3 separate regions of the Homo sapiens genome follow, and all the other regions are linked to region 3. Evidence: read pairs that join two places in POLR2A ChIA-PET (ENCODE). Cell type or tissue: PC-9. All regions are shown on one strand. Links, peaks and the distances in the headings refer to the core of each region. The heading gives the core; the rest is flanking DNA.

Evidence for each region. Peaks named below come from ENCODE experiments on the same cell type or tissue, not always from the same donor. Only the 100,000 strongest peaks of a DNase experiment are listed, where the experiment ranks them.
Region 1: POLR2A ChIA-PET joins it to region 3 with 8 read pairs; 6 of 35 experiments call an interaction of 5 or more read pairs at or near these places.
Region 2: POLR2A ChIA-PET joins it to region 3 with 6 read pairs; 10 of 35 experiments call an interaction of 5 or more read pairs at or near these places.

What each region holds. Positions count from the first base shown.
Region 1 is chr11:48,079,314-48,085,956 of GRCh38, reverse strand. The region is part of intron 1 of PTPRJ (protein tyrosine phosphatase receptor type J); the gene reads right to left. Among named protein-coding and RNA genes, the nearest start is that of MIR3161, 14 kb to the left of the region's middle. In PC-9, for the core only: no CTCF peak of the experiment used is centred there; no DNase peak of the experiment used is centred there.
Region 2 is chr11:48,072,263-48,078,905 of GRCh38, reverse strand. The region is part of intron 1 of PTPRJ (protein tyrosine phosphatase receptor type J); the gene reads right to left. Among named protein-coding and RNA genes, the nearest start is that of MIR3161, 21 kb to the left of the region's middle. In PC-9, for the core only: no CTCF peak of the experiment used is centred there; no DNase peak of the experiment used is centred there.
Region 3 is chr11:47,934,410-47,941,052 of GRCh38, reverse strand. No RefSeq gene overlaps it. Among named protein-coding and RNA genes, the nearest start is that of PTPRJ, 43 kb to the left of the region's middle. In PC-9, for the core only: no CTCF peak of the experiment used is centred there; DNase peaks (open chromatin) are centred at 2,942 and 3,242; H3K27ac peaks cover 2,357 bases.

The DNA.
Region 1 (6,643 bases), core at 3,470-5,969, 140 kb before region 3:
GGGCCAGTTTTTAACACATGAGCAAACGAAGGAGCACAGAGACAGCAACTTGCCCAAAGCCCCGCCGCAGCTGGAAAGGCAAACCTCTCATTCATACAGAAACCACCTGACATAGGGCTACTGAATAAACACTAATCATTCGCTTAGAAAAGAAGCCTATAGGATCCACAGAATGGCTTCAATCCCTTCCATAGTCCACAGGGCTCTGTCTTGACCAGCACATCTTAAACTTTTTGGTCTCCTTTATGCTCTTAAAATTATTGAGGACCCCAAAGAGCTTTTGCTTATAATAAATCTGTTGTTGGGCATGGTGGCTCATGCCCGCAATCCCAGCCCGCAATCCCAGCACTTTGGGAGGCTGAGACGGGTGGATCACCTGAGGTCAGGAGTTCGAGACCAGCCTGGCCAACATGGTGAAACCCCGTCTCTACTAAAAATACAAAAATTAGCCAAGTGTGGTGGCGGGTGCCTGTAATCCCAGCTACTCAGGAGGCTGAGGCAGGAGAATCCTTTGAACCCGGGAGGCGGAGGTTGCAGTGAGCCAAGATTGTACCATTGCACTCCAGCCTGGGTGGCTGGGTGACACAGTGAAACTCCGTTTCAAAAAAATAAAAAATAAAAATAAATAAATCTGTCACCTGTTAACATAAATGACATTGTATGGAAAATGATGTTTCCAATACAAAAAAAAAAAAAAGTGAGAGAGATAGCATTATTTTAGATATTTGCAAATCTCTTTAATGTCTGCTTAGTAAGAAACAGCTGGATTCTCATATTTGCTTCTGCGTTCACTCTGTTACAATAATGTAAAGAAATTCTGGACTCACACAAAAACATGCAGTTGAGAAAGGGAGTATTTTCTCAGCCTTTTCAGTAGTTGTGGATATTTTTCTTTGCTGTTACACCAAAACTCAACATGTGGATGGCAGTTATTAAAAACTTCTCTGCATCGTGGAATGTGAAACTGTGTCGGTGAACTTTTCATATTCTGTTACATGAAAATCCATTGGTCTTTGCATCCACTGCACTTTGGGTTTTTTGCTGTTGTTCTTTTTTTAATTACAAATAATTGTACAATTTATAATGTATCCACTGCACTTTGAATGGCTCTGTGAACAAACATGAACCTGAAAAAGGCAATCCCCTCAAGATGGACCCCAAGCAGCAAAGTGTACCTAAATTTAAAATACAGCCAAGTGGCCATTTGCTGACTAGAGGTCACACTACGTACTCCAAGTTTCACAAAACCCCACACCCTTTTGACTTGGGACTTTCAGAGCTCACATGAACCAAGCAGTCAGAGCTCGTCTGCTTCAGCCAATCAGAGCTCAGCTGTATCAACCAATCAGGGCTCAGCTGTATCACCAATCAGAACTCAGCTGTGTCAGCCAATCAGAACTAAGCAAGTTTGACCCGCCCCCTTCATTTGCATAATCAAACCTGATTGGGGACATGGGCCAGAAATTTTGCTATAAAAACCTAGATTCTGCCATGCCTGTAATCCCAGCACTTTGGGAGGCTGAGGCGGGTAGATCACTTGAGGTCAGGAGTTCGAGACAAGCCTGGCCAGCATGGTAAAACCCCGTCTCTGCTAAAAATACAAAAATTAGTAGGGTGTGTGGGCGTGGTGGCAAGTGCCTGTAGTCCCAGCTACTCGGGATGCTGAAGCAGGAGAATCGCTTGAACCCGGAGGCAGAGGTTGCAATAAGCCAAGATCACGCCACTCCACTGCACTCCAGCCTGGGAAACAGAGCAAGACTCCATCTCAAAATTTAAAAAACAAAACAACAACAACAACAAAAAACTAGATTCTCTCTTTGCTCTCTGGAATGCACCTTCATTTTACACCAACGCAGCATCTCCCAGTTTGCGATCTGTTCACTAGAATAAACTCTCTTTCCTCCAAATTCTTCTCTAGAAAACTTTTGTTCATAGCTCTTTTTACCCTGCATGGCTTTGTGGCCTTATGCATTGGTTATTTGGAAAATATCAGTTCACTGAGATTTGCATACATGAGGGAATGAGAGTGAAAGGACAAATAGTTTACTATTATTATAAAAATACTTTGACCTCACAGACCTCACAGATCCCTAAAAGGATCTCAGGAATCCCCAAGAGTCCCAGGACCACTCTTTGAGAACCATGGGTCTAGACTAAGGTCCAAGAACTTCCCACCCACTTAAGTATTCATTCATTCATTCCACAAATATTTACTGGGTACTCACTACATGCCAGACACTGTCCTGGGTGCTGGGAATTCATGAGTGAACAAAACAATGTCCTGACCTCATGCAGCTCACATTCTCATAGGAGAGGCAGACCATACACAAATAGACAAGTAAACTTACACTATAATGTCAGGTAGTAGTAAGTACTAGTGGAAAAAAATGAAGCACTGTGTCACCAGACATTTGCACATGTGGGATGTGGTTTGCCTGGGAAGCCTTATTCAGCAAGCCTGAGATTTGCTAATTTAAGTGTTTCACAATAAAATAAGAGCTTTTTAGAAAAATAATATTTTTTATTTGAGACAGAGTTTCACTCTTGTTGCCCAGGCTGGAGTGCAATGACATGATGTCAGCTCACTGCAACCTTCGCCTCCCGGGTTCAAGCGATTCTCCAGCCTCAGCCTCCCAAGTAGCTGGCTGGGATTACAGGCGCACACCACCACGCTCAGCTAATTTTTTATTTTTAGTAGAGATATGGTTTCACCATGTTGGTCAGGCTGGTCTCGAACTCCTGATCTCAGGTGATCCACCCACCTCGGCCTCCAAAAGTGCTGGGATTACAGGCGTGAGCCACCGCACCCAGCCTTAGAAAAACAACTTAATACCAAAATGCTTGCAGACACAGGGTGGTGGAAGAGGGACCTGCCCTAGAAGAGCTGAGAGCTTACCACTGAGGCTGAATTGCTTTCCAACTACTCTAGGAAGAGTAAACCTCAGAGGTCATCTCACTTAGGGCCTCCACCCCTCCAATGAGCCAACCACACCATCTGTTTACACACATTATCACTTCTGCAACCCCTTGCACCCATACAGCACATTCACATACACTATGTATACATGAGCCTTGTACAACTCCTGGAGGGTAGATACTATTCACCTATTTTACACATGAGGAAACTGAGCCTGGGAGAAGTTAACAAGTGTCACCCCTATTATGTAATACATGGTTTATTGCACCGCATGAATTTTTACCAAGTCTTTAACCTCTGATATTCCACCATGTAAAGAGCAACTGGGCCAGGCACAGTGGCACACACCTGAAGCCAGGAGTTCCAGAACAGCCTGGGCAACAAAGCAAGATTACTACATCGCCATTAAAAAAAAAAAAATAGCAATATCAGGCTGGACAACATAATGAGACCCTGTCTCTACAAAAAAAAAATAAATAAATAAAAAATTAAGGAGGCTCAAAGGGTGAGGCAGGAGAATGGCTTAAGCCCAGGAGACAGAGGCTGCAGCGAGCCATGACTACACCACTGCACTCCAGCCTGGACAACGGAGCAAGACTCTGCCTCTCCAAAAAAAAAAAAAAAAAAAATTTGCCAGGTATGGTGGTGTAAGCCTGTGGTCCCAGCTACTCAGGAGGCTAAAGCAGGAGGATCACTTGAGGCCAGGTGTTTTGAGGCTGCAGTGAGCTATAATTGTGCCACTGCACTTCAGCCTCCAGCCTGGACAACAAAGTAAGACCATGTCTCCAAATAAGTAAAAAGAAGAGAAACTGGATGAAACGTTGAAAACAGAGGTAAAGTTTCTTCCTCCAAAAATGCCCTGCTCCTCATATCGCCTCTTCTCAAACAGCAAGTTAAACCTGTGAAGAAGACAAAAGAGAGATGGGACTGACGCTTAGTAGGTGCCAATATTTGGAGATATTGGCCCCATAAACATTTATGGAGACTACTCTGCACCCAGCCCAGTTCTAAACAGTGGGGATACAGAGAGGAAGAAGAAAGACCAAGCCCTTGCCCTCTGGGACCTTCTGTTCTAGTGGGCCACCATCAACACAATACCAAGAGACTATTCACCACATCTACCCTGAAAGAGTTAACTACAAACTTCGAGCTTCCTGAGACTTCATCAGTAGCATCAGCCCAACAACAGAGCCCTGTGTTCAATCTTGACATGGGCCTTAAAACATCCCTTTCAGGAGAAGAAAGAAGCTTTATGATGCTGCCCCTTCCCCCCACCCATTTTACAGATGGAAAAGTAAACCCAGGGCCCAGAAGCCACTCCCTCTGAATCTTACAATGAGTCCGTGGTGGGACAGGAGAAAAGGCAGCTCTCCTGTCTTCCTACACAGCCCTGGCCGCAGCCTGGCCCCATTCTCTCTTTTTATATCCCAGGAGGCCTCCTTGAACAACAGCCACACATTTGTGGCGACCGACCAACACAAAAGCCAGCCGGGGAAGTGACTATTTCAGGACGAAAGGGGCATATTTAGCAATGGTCCTCGGCGGCCACCCAAAGTCCGGCCAGCCCCAAGTCGTCCGCCAAGCCCAAGCCCCACATGGAGCTTCCTCTCCTCCCTGTTTGCCTTGCCAGCACAGTTTCCACCAAGGTTTTAAAAAAGAAGTGGAAGTTCCCTTCTGCCTGACTGGCCAGCACATTCCACTGACTCAGACTGTTCTGGGCACCACGGAGAAGACACTGTTCATTTTCCCTGGGCTGAGAACTGGCCCACATCCGGACCTGTCGCCGGCAGGAGGGGGCACTTGGCGGCTCGGCACAAGCAAATGAATGGCGTGCTATTTTTAATGCTTAGTTCCTGTCTTTATTCCAGAAGGCTGGGCACCTGTGCCAGGGTTGCTGCAAGTGTGGTTTGCAGACCACCCGCATCAGAAACACCTGGGCGCTTCCGGGAAATTCAGATTCTGGGGTCCCACCCCAAACCTAGGAGTCAATCACCAGGAGTAGGGCTCAGGAGTTTTGATCTTTAACCAGCTTTTCAAGTGATTCTTTTGTAAAATAAGGTTTGAGAATCATTGACAATCTGGGTCTGTATTCATTCATTCTTTTATTCGCTCAGCAATTCCTGAGTGCCCCCAATATGCACTGGGCTATAGAAGTAGGAATACAAAAATAAATGGCACATGCTCTTGGCCTTAGGGCCCAAGGGGAGGCATGACACAGTGTGAAGTGCTAAAGACAGAGCTAAGGTACTCTGGGAGCTTAAAGGTGGAGGAATTCAATCCTGCCGGGGTGTCAGGGGCAGTTTTACAGAGGAGGGGAGCGTGGAGCTGAGGCCAAGAACAATCATTCCCTATCTTTGCCGATCTTTGGCATTCTGTTTGGCTCGGCCAAAGCCAAGATGGTATACAATCTGTCCTCACCAACCCAACACCCTTCTGACTTCTTGCAGGTACTCAGTGCACATCTGATGAATGAACAGAAACCGAGAATGGATTGGACACTGGAAACAGGAGCTAGGAAGCCACTCAGAACAGTTTTATGTGCCCCTATTGGCTAAGAACATTGGCTCTGGAGTCAGTCTCAGATGGACTCTGATCCAATTTCCCTCTTGAGTTACCCGATCACAGGCAAGTTGGCCTTTCTAAGCCTCACTCTTCACACTTGCAAAAGAGAGACAATAGCTACTTCCCATAGTTGTAGTGAAGATTAAACCTGCAGATAAAGCATCTACATCCAGCACATAGCCGGGCACATGGTATGCACTTGAAAAAGTTAAGATTTGTTCCATAGTAATAATAAAAGACCTGAAATTAAATCCAAGTTCCAGTACCAACCGGCTTTGATAAATCCATCCATCTTGGGCCTTGGGTGGTTTCTCATCTGCAAAATGAGAGGCTTAGACCAGAACCTCTCTAAAATATTTTCTACCAATAAGACTTAATTTCTCTAAAGGTGAGAAGAGGCTTTTGTCCCCAGGAACTGTCCTGGACTGATGGGCATCTGCCCTCAGACTCACAGCATCTGAGATGCCCATCCTGCACCTGCAAGCCAGGTGAAAATCATGCCTCTTCTCTGATGGGGGATATGCTTCGGGATGTTCTGCTGTCCTCTGGGGTCTCCCTTTTCACTCTGTGCTTCCTCTTTGTATCTTTTAACATTTAGAGAGTTCAGTGGGCAGCACTCTCCCCAGCCCCAACCCAGAAGCAGGCACGGGACTGTAGGGAAGTTGACCTCCTGGCCCTCTCTTTACGCTAAAGCAGTCATCAGCTTCCCCTAAAGGCAAGCGGGGGAAAGCCTGAACACAGCCAGAAACAAAGAGCTCCAACACCTTAGGTCAGACGCAAACACACCCTTGAGAAGCTGCAGCTGGGTAGAAGGCATTCTCCCAGGGGCCGCTCCTCCTCTTCCTCTGCCCTCCTACCTTCTCTGCACAACACAGTTGCCCCCAAGAGCCTCAGAGTTAGGTGTGGGCCTTTGACTTCACTACCCAGTCTTGTCCAGCTTCATCAGCAGGCAGCAAGCTGTCCCTCCATAAAAACTGCACTGAACTCGCTACCATCCAGTGTCTGCATTTACTCTAAGACTAGCTCAGCATCACTCACACACACAAACACACACACACACACGAGCGTCATGAAGGCACAACCCTTTCACCCTTCCACGCACACTCCCCTGCCTAAAGATGCCTACATCTAGAACACCGCCACCAAGACATGGAGTTACATCAG
Region 2 (6,643 bases), core at 816-3,315, 140 kb before region 3:
TCTCTGCAGCAACTACTCAGGGCTGGCATGATTGTGTGAAAGCAACCACAAACAATGCATAAATGAAAAGTATGGCTGTGTTCCACAAAAAAAAAAAAAAAAAAAAAAAACTATTTACAGACACTGACATTTGAATTTCACAGAATTTCCACATATCACAGCATATATTCTTTTGATTTTTTCAACCATTTAATAAGGTACAAACCATTCTTAGCTCTCTGGGTATACAGAAGCAGATGGCAAGCCATTGCTTTGTGATCCCTGGTCTACACCCCTGCCACCTCCCTCCTAGACTGTAGCAATGCTCTCCTACCCAGCCTTCCTGATGCCTCTCACTCCGCCTTTTAAATCCATCCCGCTCACTCCTACTCTTCCTAAAAGTTCCACTTTAATCATCTCATTCCTCTTCTAAAAATGGTCAAACACCTTGGCTGGCACTTGAAGCCCATCTCTGTAGGGCTCCAGGACACCTTTCCACCCTTGTCTCCTAACAACCTGAACTGCCGAAACCCATCCTCTTAAATTTTGCACATAAACTGAATCCATCAGGCCGGGCACGGTGGCTCATGCCTGTAATCTCAGCCCTTTGGGAGGCCATGGTGGGTGGATCACCTGAGGTCAGGAGTTCAAGACCAGCCTGGCCAACATGGTGAAAACCTGTCTCTACTAAAAACACAAAATTAGCCAAGCGTGGTGGTGGGCTCCTGTCATCCCAGCTACCTGGGAGGCTGAGGCAGGAAAATTGCTTGAATCTGGGCGGCAGAGGTTGCAGTGAGCCAAGATCGCACCATTGCACTCCAGCCTGGGAAACAGAGCAAGACTCCGCCTCAAAAAAAAAAAAAGAAAAAGAAAAAAAAAACACTGAATCCATCTTTAGCTATTTGTCCCAGATCTCTTCCTTAAAACCTTCCCTGATCACCCAGCTCCAACTTAGTCTCAATTCCTATAGCATCTGTTTATGCCATTCACTTAGCCATTGAAGGGCAGGATACAATTTGCAGGGAGATAAGTGTAAATAGATCATTCCAGTAGAATAAAATGAGTAGAATATTTGTTCACAAGGTTACAAATCGCTGGAGAACAAAGCAACCAGCTGGGGAAAAATCAGGAGAAGTCTCCTTAAAGGATTTAACCCTTGAACCAGGTCTTGAAGGTTGAATAGGGATTCATGAGCCATTATGAGGTCAGGATTTCGGAGCAGGGAAAAAGACCCATCTCAGGCTGCTCAGGCTGGAAAGATTCGTGCAAAGGCATGGGGTAGGGCCGAGGGTGAATGAGTGGGCAGGTGGCAGGATATTGGATCAGGAAGACTGTAGCACGCTCCGTAAGGCTGTCGGGGGGAGTCCTGGAATGGTGCTGAGACACAGAGTAGGCCTTCAGGAAATATGTCCTGGGACGACCATCAAAACTGGGAGGGATTCCATTTCTCATTCCTGGAAGAGTCGGTCACTCCAAGCCTCAAAAAGTCAACAAACAAGAGCATCAAAGGGTCCATGGAGGGAAATCACTGGTCTTTAATCTCCCTGTCTTCTCTTTCAGCCCACACCCACAGCTCCAAGAAGAACTGGGTGTGAGGTCTCAACAGGCCCAAGCCTCTGTTTTCTGCTATGTAACCTGCAACTCCACTTAGCCATCTTGGAAAATGTTACATACAAGTTAAGGCTTTATTTCTGTCCTAAGATCTTGTAACTAGGACAAAACAGTAAAAGTAACCTTTTTTTTTTTAAAGAAAAAAGACTTGGCCAGGCACAGTGGTTCATGCCTATAATCCTACCACTTTGGGAGGCCAAGCCAGGTGGATCACCTGAGGTCGGGAGTTCAAGACCAGCCTGACCAACATGGAGAAACCCCGTCTCTACTAAAATACAAAATTAGCCGGGCATAGTGGCCCGTGCCTGTAATCCCAGCTACTCGGGAGGCTGAGGCAGGAGAATCACTTGAACTGGGGAGGTGGAGGTTGCAGTGAGCTGAGATGGCGCCATTGCACTCCAGCCTGTACAACAAGAGCGAAACTCCATCTCAAAAACAAAAAAAGAAAAAGAAAAAGAAAAAAGAGTTGTTCTTTTCTACCAATTGTAAAATCCTTTTCATTTCTCTAAGACATCTTTTTTTTTTTTTTTGGAACTTCACTGGCTTATGTTTGATATCTTAAAGGCGCAGATATTTTGTAACCCTCCCCCTTTACCATTTAAAAGAATTATAAAAATAGAAGTCCCAAAAAAAATCTTAAATGCAACCGCCACAGGGTCTTCCATTGATGCCAATTCCTACAGGCTTCAGTGGCAAGTATGTCTGAGCTGGTGGGAGCTTTGAAGTCAACTCTTTGAAGTGAGCCTGGTACTTTCTCAATACTAAAGGAAGTAAAAATGGAAGCTAAAAAATGAGGAGAAAGAACCAAAAAAGGGAAGAAGGCCCCTTTGAACACAAGAGCTCCCTGATTTCATCCCTTATCCAGAGTAACTCCAGACCAACTTGATTCTACGTATATCAGCAAAACACTTTTTATATATGAAACAAAGAAAAGACAGTGTCATCTCCCATAAGATTATAATTTATTAAAACAAGGTAAGACAAAAAAACAAACTCTAATACAACAATGAATGTGCAAAACACCATTAGAGAAACAGAAGAGGTAAGACACCAATGCTTGGAGAGAAGCTACTACAGTCAGGCCCTGTGTAAGGTACCCCAGCCACACCAGCTCCTGGGGGTTAGGTATCCTCTGCCCCATTTTGTAAGGCACTGAGAACATAAATTGACCCACTCAAGATCACTCCCCAGGTAAACAGATGGGTGAGACTGGAACCCAGGTCAAGCCACCATGTTCTTCCTATAGGGTAATTCCAAGAGGAGAGAAAGTATACCTGGCTGGGGTAGGGGGAAGGACCATGAGAGGCTTCATGAACAAGGGGGCCTTTCAGATGGAAATGGGATGACCAGGACTTTAGCTGGGAAGGAAGAACACTCCATGCAGGAGGCTCAAACACCCAGTTCCAGGAGAGAAAACAACGGGCAGGTTGGCTGAACTGGAACTCCGGCTACATCTCAGGGAATGAGGCTGGAAAAGGAGACATGGTAGAAGGTGCGGAAAGGCAAGGTAAAATGTGGCAGAAAGCAGCAGCCACCAAGGGAAGGGACATAACATCTGGGAAGGACGTTAAGAGCCTAGCACAGGACAGGTGTGGTGGCCCACGCCTGTAATCGCAGCACTCTGGGAGGCCAAGATGGGAAGATCGCTTAAGCCCAAGAGTTCAAGACCAGCCTGAGCAACACAGTGAGAACCCATCTCCACCACACACACACACACAAAAAAAATTTAAATTAGCCAGGCATGGTGGCACTATAGTCCTAGCTACTGGGGAGGCTAAGGAAGAAGAATCACTTCAGCCCAAGAGTTCCAAGCTGCAGTGAGCTATGACTGCACCACTGCACTCCAGCCTGGGTGATAGAGTGAGACCCTGTCTCAAAAATAAATAAATAAGGCCAGGCACAGTGGCTCACACCTGTAATCCCAGCACTTTGGGAGGCCGAGGCAGGGGGATCACAAGGTCAGGAGTTCAAGACCAGCCTGGCCAACATGCTCAAAATACAAAAATTAGCTGGGCGTGGTAGCGGGCCCCTGTAATCCCAGCTACTCAGGAGGCTGAAGCAGGAAAATCACCTGAACCCAGGAGGCAGAGGTTGTAGTGAGCTGAGATCATGCCACTGCACTCCAGCGTGGGTGACAGAGTGAGACTCCATCTCAAGAACTAACTAACTAACTAACTAAATAAATAAATAATGCTAGCATGTAACTGCTAGTTGTTAACAAAGACAGAAAAATCTTGGAGGTTCAATAGTTTCCAACTATTCTTCATGTTCTCCTCCTTCAGCTGTCTCAGCTGGTATACACCCACTAGCTCCCCTGTATGCAAAGGAACCTGGCCAAACGACTGACAGCCATCACTTCCCCTTCACTGCACCTCACCTATGCTTGCTTAATGTGTAAAACCCACATAAAATTTTTGGAGGTGAGATTCTTCCATGCTGAGAGCACTGACTCCTGGCCCTAATTTGCTGAAATCTCATATTCTCATTAATTATTCCAGCAAGGGCCTTAGAATTCTCAGAATTACCTAAAAACTAGGGCACACTGCACTTTAGACAACGTTCAACATGAGAGTCAAAAAAAACTTTGAATCCCTGGCCTAAGGATTAAGGTTCAGTGTCTCCACAACCATCATGTGAACACTGAACTTCACAGTTTCACCCAAATTGCATCAGTACAATAATTGACTTTTTTCACACCAACTTTACTAACACCCCCTCTGGGTTACAGGAGAAAGGGTCTAATTAGATTAAGGCTCAGAAAGATTACACACCTTGCCCAAGTTCACAGAACTGGTGGGGAGAGAGTCTTTGCCACTCCCTAAATGATGCTGGTTTATATAATGCATCGTTGCCTAGAATCTAAATACTGTCTATTAATTTGGGTCTCATGCTGGGAAATTACAAATTCAGTCATGATATACATGATTCTTGTCAAGTAAAAGGCTCTAAATATATCCATGCACAAATTAATCCGAGGTTCCAACATGTCAATACTAAAGACAGCTGAAATAATTACTGCTGCAAAAATAAATTAGGAACACAGAATATGTAAAGATATTTAAGTTTCTCAATTTAAAGTCCTGTAAACACTTTTTTTTCTTTTTTTAGTTTTTAAAAATTACAGCCTGAGCAACGTGGTGAAACCCCATCTCTACAAAAAATATAAAAATTAGCTGGGCATGGTGGCATGTGCCTGTAGTCCCAACTACTTGGGAGGCTGAGGCAGGAGGATTACTTGAGCCCAGGAGGTCAAGGCTGCAGTGAGCCATGATCGAGCCACTGCACTCCAGCCTGGGTGACAGAGTAAGATCCTGTCTCAAAAATAGAAATATGCTACATGGCTTATAAATTATAAACTATGGTTTTTTAAAGTTTAATATGTTTTAAATATAATTTTGTCATGTAAAATATATATAAGAAAACAGCTGCAAGCTGTCTTAAATATAATACTCTAAAGATTTGCAAAGTGAATGGGTCAACTGAAAATGCAAGAAAAACCTATGAGACATTTTCAGCTACGTGGGTTTACTTTTAAATCACATATACATAGAAATTTTTTAAATAATAAACCATCACCCAGAAAAAAAGGAGAAGAGAAACTGAACTTGAAAGTGAAAAGATGTCAAATATCTTTTTTTTTTTTAAAGGAAAAACCGATCAAGGGAATTGGGAAAGGATCCTTTCACTATGAGTCCAAAAGTCCTAAGTCTGGAAATTTTCAAGTTACAGTTGATCAGTTCATACTGAAGAAGCCATAAACAGAAAATGACCTATTGGCAGCAAAGGAAAAGTGACTTGACAGTAATAGCAGTAGTCTGTGCTAGTAAACACTGTGCTAAGCACTTACAGTTATCTCTCCATCTTACAGATGAGAAAACTGAGGTAAGCAGTTCATGGGAAATGGATCAAAGGGCAGGACGATGGGTGGGAGTTTGGACTGCAGGGAGCATCTGCTAAACAAGGTCACCATCACAGCAGCTGCACCTCCGGGGATCTCAGGAGAAGCTGGACCTCATGTGGGATGCCCACATTTTAGAATAGAGACTGCCAGTAAAGGCCAGGACAGGAATGGCCAAGGCCCGCAGGGAACAGATCAGATAGCTGGGGACATTTAACCCAGAGAACATACCAAAGGAAATGAGAGAGACATACGTAGCTCCCTGTGTGTGAGCCCAGAGGAACCAAACAGAGCCAGTGGGCACAAGGTGAAGCCTGGAGACCACCCCCATCGTAAGACTGTTCTGACCAGCAGAACCACGTTAAAATGAAATGGTATCTATGAACACATATATCACTTAAATTAATTTGGACATTCAAGTACCATCATCATTTTTACTGTAGCCACAAGCCATTTATACTATTATCTATTTTTTTATTTAAATTGACCTGCATATTTTTTACTGAAATAAAATTAGCTTCACCCTATGTAATACTATCCAAGAAACCATGGGGTTTTAATGGGCTTCATTGTTTTATGGGCTTTTTCCTAATACATATTAAAATAGATGACTATTAATGTTCATCTGTGCAACATTTAAAATCATCCTGCACACCAGTAGCGCAGTATATCAACACATTCAGAAACACAGATCAAAAAGAGTCAAGAAAAACAGATCACTGGCGTTGGGAATGGACAAAAGCCAATGATCTTCTGTTTCTATGTGAACACTCCTGAATCTCTGTGCATTTCCAAATGGGTAAGATATATATTGCTATCTCTATTCAAATGATTTTTAGGATTGTTGGAAAAAATACACCCCAGTACAAAGCACAATCCCAAGGATCTAGTAGTTTGATACTTCTTGCCACCTGCCATGGTTTGAATGTCTGTCCCCTCCAAAACTCATGTTGAAATTTAATTGCCATTGTAACAGTATTAACAGATGGGATCTCAGAGAGCTGATTAGGCCATTAGGACTCCACCCTCATGGGTGGGGTTGGTGCCATTATAAAAGGGCAAGTTCAGCCCTCTTTCTTTGCCCTTCTGTACTTCTGCCATGGGATAGCACAGCAAGAAGGCCCTGGCCAGATGCTGGCACCTTGATACGAGACT
Region 3 (6,643 bases), core at 1,534-4,033:
CAGACACAGACACACACACACACATTTCACTAGCATGAAAGCACTGTTAGGATAGGGCTTGTGAATGCTGGATTCACTGTAGCATTTCCAGTGCTGAGAACAAGACCTGCATTCGTAGGCACTAAAATTTGTTGAAAGAATGAATCAGGCCGGGCGCAGTGGCTCACGCCTGTAATCCCAGCACTTTGGGAGGCCGAGGCGGGCGGATCACCTGAGGTTGGGAGTTCGAGACCAGCCTGATCAACATGGAGAAACCCCATCTCTACTAAAAATACAAAAATTAGCCGGGCGTGGTGGCACATGCCTGTAGTCCCAGCTATTCGGGAGGCCGAGGCAGGAGAATCGCTTGAACCTGGGAGGTGGAGGTTGTGGTGAGCGGAGATTGGGCAATTGCGCTCCAGCCTGGGCAACAAGAGCGAAACTCCGTCTCAAAAAAAAAAGAAAAGAAAAGAATGAATCTGGGCCTGAGCTAAAGCCAAGCTCGCAGCTATGGCCAAATAATAATAAAATATCAAGTGAGCCCCTCATTTTATGGTTTTGATTGAGATGAGGTGTCATAATATTTATAAAGGCCTCTCATAATATTTATTTGATCCTGCTGGGTGGGATGGCAGGTAATCTAGCTACTTGGGAGGCTGAGGCAGATGGAGCACTTGAGCCCAGGAGTTCGAGGCTGCAGTGAGCTATAATCACATGACTGCACTCCAACCTGGGTGACAGAGCAAGACCCTGTGTCTAAAAAAAAAAATTAAAATAAAATAATAATATTAATTTAGCCCTGTGCAGAAGGATTTGACTCTGTATTTTCGAAATGAAGAAACCTAACTCAGAGAGAAGAAATATCTCTGGAAAACAGAAGAAACACTTTTGGCCTCTTGACCTTGGGCAAGTCACTTCCCTTCTCTAATCTCATTTTTCCTTATCTGTAAAATGAAAAGACTTGGACTGGGTCTCTTCTGGAGCTAAGACTTTAAATTCTTAAATCCTATGACCTGATTGTTAACCCCCCTTTTTTTTTTTTTGAGACAAATGATCGCTCTGTCACCCAGGCTGGAGTGCAGTGGCGCCATCTCAGCTCACTACAACCTCCGCCTCCTGGATTCAAGCAATTCTCCTGCCTTAGCCTCCTGAGTAGCTGGGACTATAAGAGTGTGCCACCAAGCCTGGCCAATTTTTGTATTTTTTGTACAGACAGGGTTTCACCATGTTGGCCAGGCTGGTCTCGAACTCCTGACCTCAAATGATCTGTCCCGCCTTGACCTCCCAAAGTGCTGGGATTATAGGCATGAGTCACCACGCCCAGCCTGTTAACCTTTTAAAGACTGACTCAAATGATATTACCCACAAACCGTAATTTCAGAATAAGGACAAGCTGATACCTTGGTACCACCCCATCTCATTTCAATTCAGACCCCACCACCACTGGGACACATTCCAGCTGGTCTACTCAGACACTCAAACACTCAAACAAAAACACACAGTAAGTTCTGTGCAAGCAAGAGTCGTTATCATTATTGTTGTTATATGGTCAAAGCAGGCAATTTATTTAGTTTAAAAATAAATCATTCTTCACTTGCCTGGATTTTTTTTTTTTTTTTTTTTTTTTTGAGACAGGGTTTCACTCTGTCACCCAGGCTGGAGTGCAATAGCATGATCTCAGCTCACTGCAACCTCCGCTTCCCAGGCTCAAGTGATCCCCCAACTTCAGCCACCCGAGTAGCTGGGACAACAGGCATGCCACCATGCCCAACTAATTTTTGTATTTTTTTGTAGAGATGGGGTTTTCTCATGTTGCCCATGCTGGTCTCAAACTCCTGGCCTCGAGCAGTCCTCCTGCCTCAGCCTCCCAAAGTGCTGGGATTACAGACATGAGCCACCACACCCGGCCTATGGATTTCCAGTAGTCTCCTAACTCTCCTAACTGCCTACCCCTAGGCACTCCTCTAATCCATCCTACACACTAGTATTAAGCAAACCTTGCTTTCAGGAAATCAACAACTTTCAGCAGCTCTCTACTGCCCACAGAAAACAGTTAGAGGCTTTCAGCTACCATCTGAGGCCCACCTCACCTCAATCTCGCCCTAATCCTTTCAAATATGTCTCCCTGACCCACTCACTTCTTTGTTTCACCAGAACTCTTTGTTCCAATCAATTCAGCCCATCCCTCCATTCACTCAATAACTGTTTATTATATCCCTACTTTTTTTTTTTGAGACGGAATCTCACTGTGCCTCCCAGGCTGGAGTGCAATGGTGTACTCTGGCTCACTGCAGCCTCCGCATCCCAGGTTCAAGTGATTCTCCTGCCTCAGCCTCCCAAGTAGCTGGGATTACAGGCATGTGCCACAACGCTTGGCTAATTTTTGTATTTTTAGTAGAGACGGGGTTTCACCATGTTGGCCAGGCTGGTCTTGAACTCCTGACCTCAGGTGACCCACCCACCTTATAAGCCTCCCAAAGTGCTGGGATTACAGATGTGAGCCACCACACCCGGCCTACATCCCTACTATTGCCAAACACTCATAGCTGTAGGCACTGGTGTGATGAACAAGAGAAATTTCTATCCTCATGCAGTTTACATTCTAGAGGGAAAAATGGACAATAAACAAGCAAACACAGGAGTACGATTATTGCAGACAGTGATGAGGGCCAGGCTGTGATAGCAGGAGCACACACAACGTCATGAATCAGGGTGCAGTGACAGAAAGGCACTGGGGCTGCGCTGGACCTAGTGGTCAGGAAGTCTTCTCTGTGGGCACACATTTAAGGAAGACCTGAGTAGGAAGGGGACAGCCATGCAGAGACCTGGAAGCAGAGTGTTCCAGACAAAAGAAAAAGCAAATGCAAAGGCCCCTGAAAACAAGCTTCTCATGTCCTCGGGGTGAATTGAAGGAAGTAACGAGGGCAAGGGAGATTGGTAGGAGATAAGGTCAGGAAGGTGGGCAGGGGCCAGCTCAAACAGCCTGGCCAGGAGCTTTGATTCTATTCCAAGTGCAGCAGGAAGCTGATAAAAGATGATCACACAGGCCGGGCATGGTGGCTCACGCCTGTAATCCTAGCACTTTGGGAGGCTGAGGTGGGCAGATTGCTTGAGCCCAGGAGTTTGAGACCAGCCTGGGCAATATATGGAAATCCCATTTCTACAAAAAAATTTAAAAATTAGCTGGGCGTGGTGGCATGCTTCTGTAGTCCCAGCTACTCGGGAAGCTAGAGCGGAAGAATCACTTGAGCCCAGGAGGTCGAGCCTGCAGAGAGCCGAGATTGCGCCACTGCACTCCAGCCTGGGTGACAGAGTGAGACTCTGTCTCAAAAAAAAAAAAAAAAAGAGGTCATGGCACAGTGGCTCATTCCTGTAATTCCAGCATTTTGGGAGGCCAAGGCAGGCAGATCACTTGAGCCCAAGAGTTTGAGATCAGCCTGGGCAACACAGCAAAACCCCGCCTCTACACAAATACAAAAATTAGCCAGGCATGGTGACATGTGCCTGTAGTACAGCTATTTGAGAGGCTGAGGCAGGAGGATCACTTGATCCTGGAAGGTCAAGGCTGCAGTGAGCTGTGATCACACCACTATACTCCAGCCTGGGTGACAGAGTGAGACCCTGTCCCCCCAAAATTTTTTTTTTAAGTAAAAAGATGTTCACAGAAGAGTGAAATGATCTATGTTTTAAAAGATGATTCTAGCTATTGTGTGGAGAATGAACTATGAAAAGTGTAAAAGAAGTAAGGAGACCAGGCCGGGCGCAGTAGCTCATGCCTGTAATCCCAGCACTTTGGGAGGCTGAGGCGGGTGGATCACTTGAGGTCAGAAGTTTGAGACCAGCCTGGCCAACATGGTGAAACCCCGTCTCTACTAAAAATCCAAAAAAAAAAAAAAAAAGTAGCCGGGCATGGTGGCGGGTGCCTGTAATCCCAGCTACTCAGGAGGCTGAGGCAGGAGAATCGCTTGAATCCCGGAGGCAGAGGTTGCAGAGCCAAGATCTCGCCACTGCACTCCAGCTTGGGCTATAGAGTGAGAGCCTGTCTCAAAAAAAAAAAAAAAAGAAAGAAAGAAAAGAAGTAAGAAGACCAGGTGAGGGGTGATGTGGCCTGAAGGCAGGTGGCAGTGCAGATGGAGAGAAGTGGAGGAATCACGGACGTTTCTGGAAGTAGAGCTAACAAGACCAGCTGGTGGATTCTTTAGAGGAGACACAGGGTAGTGGGGATAGGAGGAGTCAACATTTTAGGCTCATGGCCCTCCTTAACAAGAGTGGATGCTTTTCCTCCCCTCTTTATTTTCTCTTCATATCCTCTCTCTACTCTGCTTTCTTTTCATCTCTAAACCTATCCATTTTTCTTTTCTTCTTCTTCTTCTTTTTTTTTTTTTTTTTTTTTGAGGCCGAGTCTCACTCTGTTGCCTAGGTTGGAGTGCAGTGGCGAGATCTCAGCTCACTGCAACCTCCACCTCCCAGGTTCAAGCAATTCTCCTGCCTCAGCCTCCCGAGTAGCTGGGACTACAGGCACTCACTACCACACCCGGCTAATTTTTTTTTTTTTGTATTTTTAGTAGAGACATGGTTTCACCATATTGGTCAGGCTGACCTTGAACTCCTGAACTCAGGTGATCCACCCACCTCAGCCTCCCAAAGTGCTGAATTACAAGCATATGCCTGGCCTTTTCTTTCTTTAAAAAAAAAAAATAGAAAAACGGGTCTCGCTATGTTGCCCAGGCTGGTCTTCAACTCCAAGGCTCAAACAATCTTCCCACCTCGGCCTCCTAAAGTGCTGGGATTACAAGTATGAACCACCACTCCTGGCCTCCATTTTCACAGAAGACTCACACCCCCCTCCCCCATTTGGGGGCACCTTCCTTTTCTGTTCTTTTCAGTCCTAAGAATCTTCCTTCACTGAATCTCTGGCTCCTGCTGGGTATATATCCAACAGTACATATTGGATGGATTTCTCTTTTGATGGCTGTGTTGTGGCTCCCCTACTAGGGATCAATTCTTTAAGGGTAGGTGGGACAGAATGGCATGTTAGCTATGGGCACTGTCAGAATCTCATTTTTTAGTGCTGTCAGACAAGTGGCTGACTTATCTGAGCCTCAACTTGAGCTAAAAAAAAAAAAACGGGGAGGGATTGTATAATTACGTAGATAATGTATATAAAGTGCTTAGGACTGTGCCTGGCACATTAGTAAGACTTCAAGGAATGATAGCTGTGGCTATTACAGTTGTCCCTCACTATCTGTGAGGGATTGGTTCCAGGAATGCGCCCCAACCCATATCAAAATCCATGGATGCTCAAGTCCCTGAAATGGTGTCATATTTGCATATAACCTACACACAGCCTCTCAAATACTTTAAATCATCTCTAGATTACTTTTTTTTTTTTTTGAGACGGAGTCTCGCACTGTCACCCAGACTGGAGTGCAGCAGCGCGATCTCGGCTCACTGCAACCTACACCTCCTAGGTTCAAGCGATTCTCCTGCCTCAGCCTCCCTAGTAGCTGGGAGTACAGGCGTGTGCCACCATAGCCAGCTAATTTTTGTATTTTTAGTAGAGACGGGGTTTCACAATGTTGGCCAGGATAGTCTCGATCTCTTGAACTCGTGATCCGCCTGCCTCGGCCTCCCAAAGTGCTGGGATTACAGGCCTGAGCCACCGACACACGGCCTAGATTACTTATAATACCTAATACAATGTAAATTGCTATGTAAATAATTGTTATACTGTATCACTTGGGGAATAATGACAAGGGGGAAAAGTCCATGCATATTCAGTACAAACTCAACCATCCCTGCCTTCAATATTTTCCATACTCAATTCCACCTTCAATATTTTCCATACTGATTGTTGGATCCACTAAGGCAGAACCCAGGAACATGGAACTCACAGATACAGAAGGCCAACTATATTTGTTTTGATTTGTTTTTTTGAGATAGAGTCTTGCTCTTTTGCCCAGGTTGGAGTGCAGTGGTGCCATCTCTGCTCACTGCAACCTCCACCTCCCAGGTTCAAGCGATTCTCCAGCCTCAGCCTCAAGAGTAGCAGCTGGGATTACAGGCGCGTGCCACCATGCCCAGCTACTTTTTGTATTTTTTAGTAGAGACGGGGTTTCGCCATGTTGGCCAGACTGGTCTCAAACTCCTGACCTCAGGTGATCCGCCCACCTTGGCCTCCCGAAGTGCTGAGATTATAGGCGTGAGCCACCACGCCCCACCCCAACTGTATTTGCAAGGCATTTGTGCTACTTGTAGCTATGACTTTGACCAAGTTGTTTTCCCACTTTGAGTCTCAGTTTGCACATCTGTAAAATGGGATGTGGTTAGCATTCAGCTCTAAGATTCTTGGTACTTTTGTTATACTTGTTAACACTTTAATCCACTTTAAATAACGTTACCCAAAACCCATGTGATATGGTTTATTCTTCGTAATGTTGTACCGCCCTCTATTGGAGATACTCTGCCAGCATTTGTCGGAGCCTTAAATCAGCAGATGCTTAAATGAAGGCCCAGGCCTCCTAATTTATATTCTGAAAACAATCTCTCCTTAAGTAACATCTCTTCCCCCGTAGCTATGGGTTATTTTTACAAAAACAAACTTTGTTTTTGCATTTTAAAATTCTGTCCTCATTTTATTCCTTTTCTGAGGACCTTGTCAAAG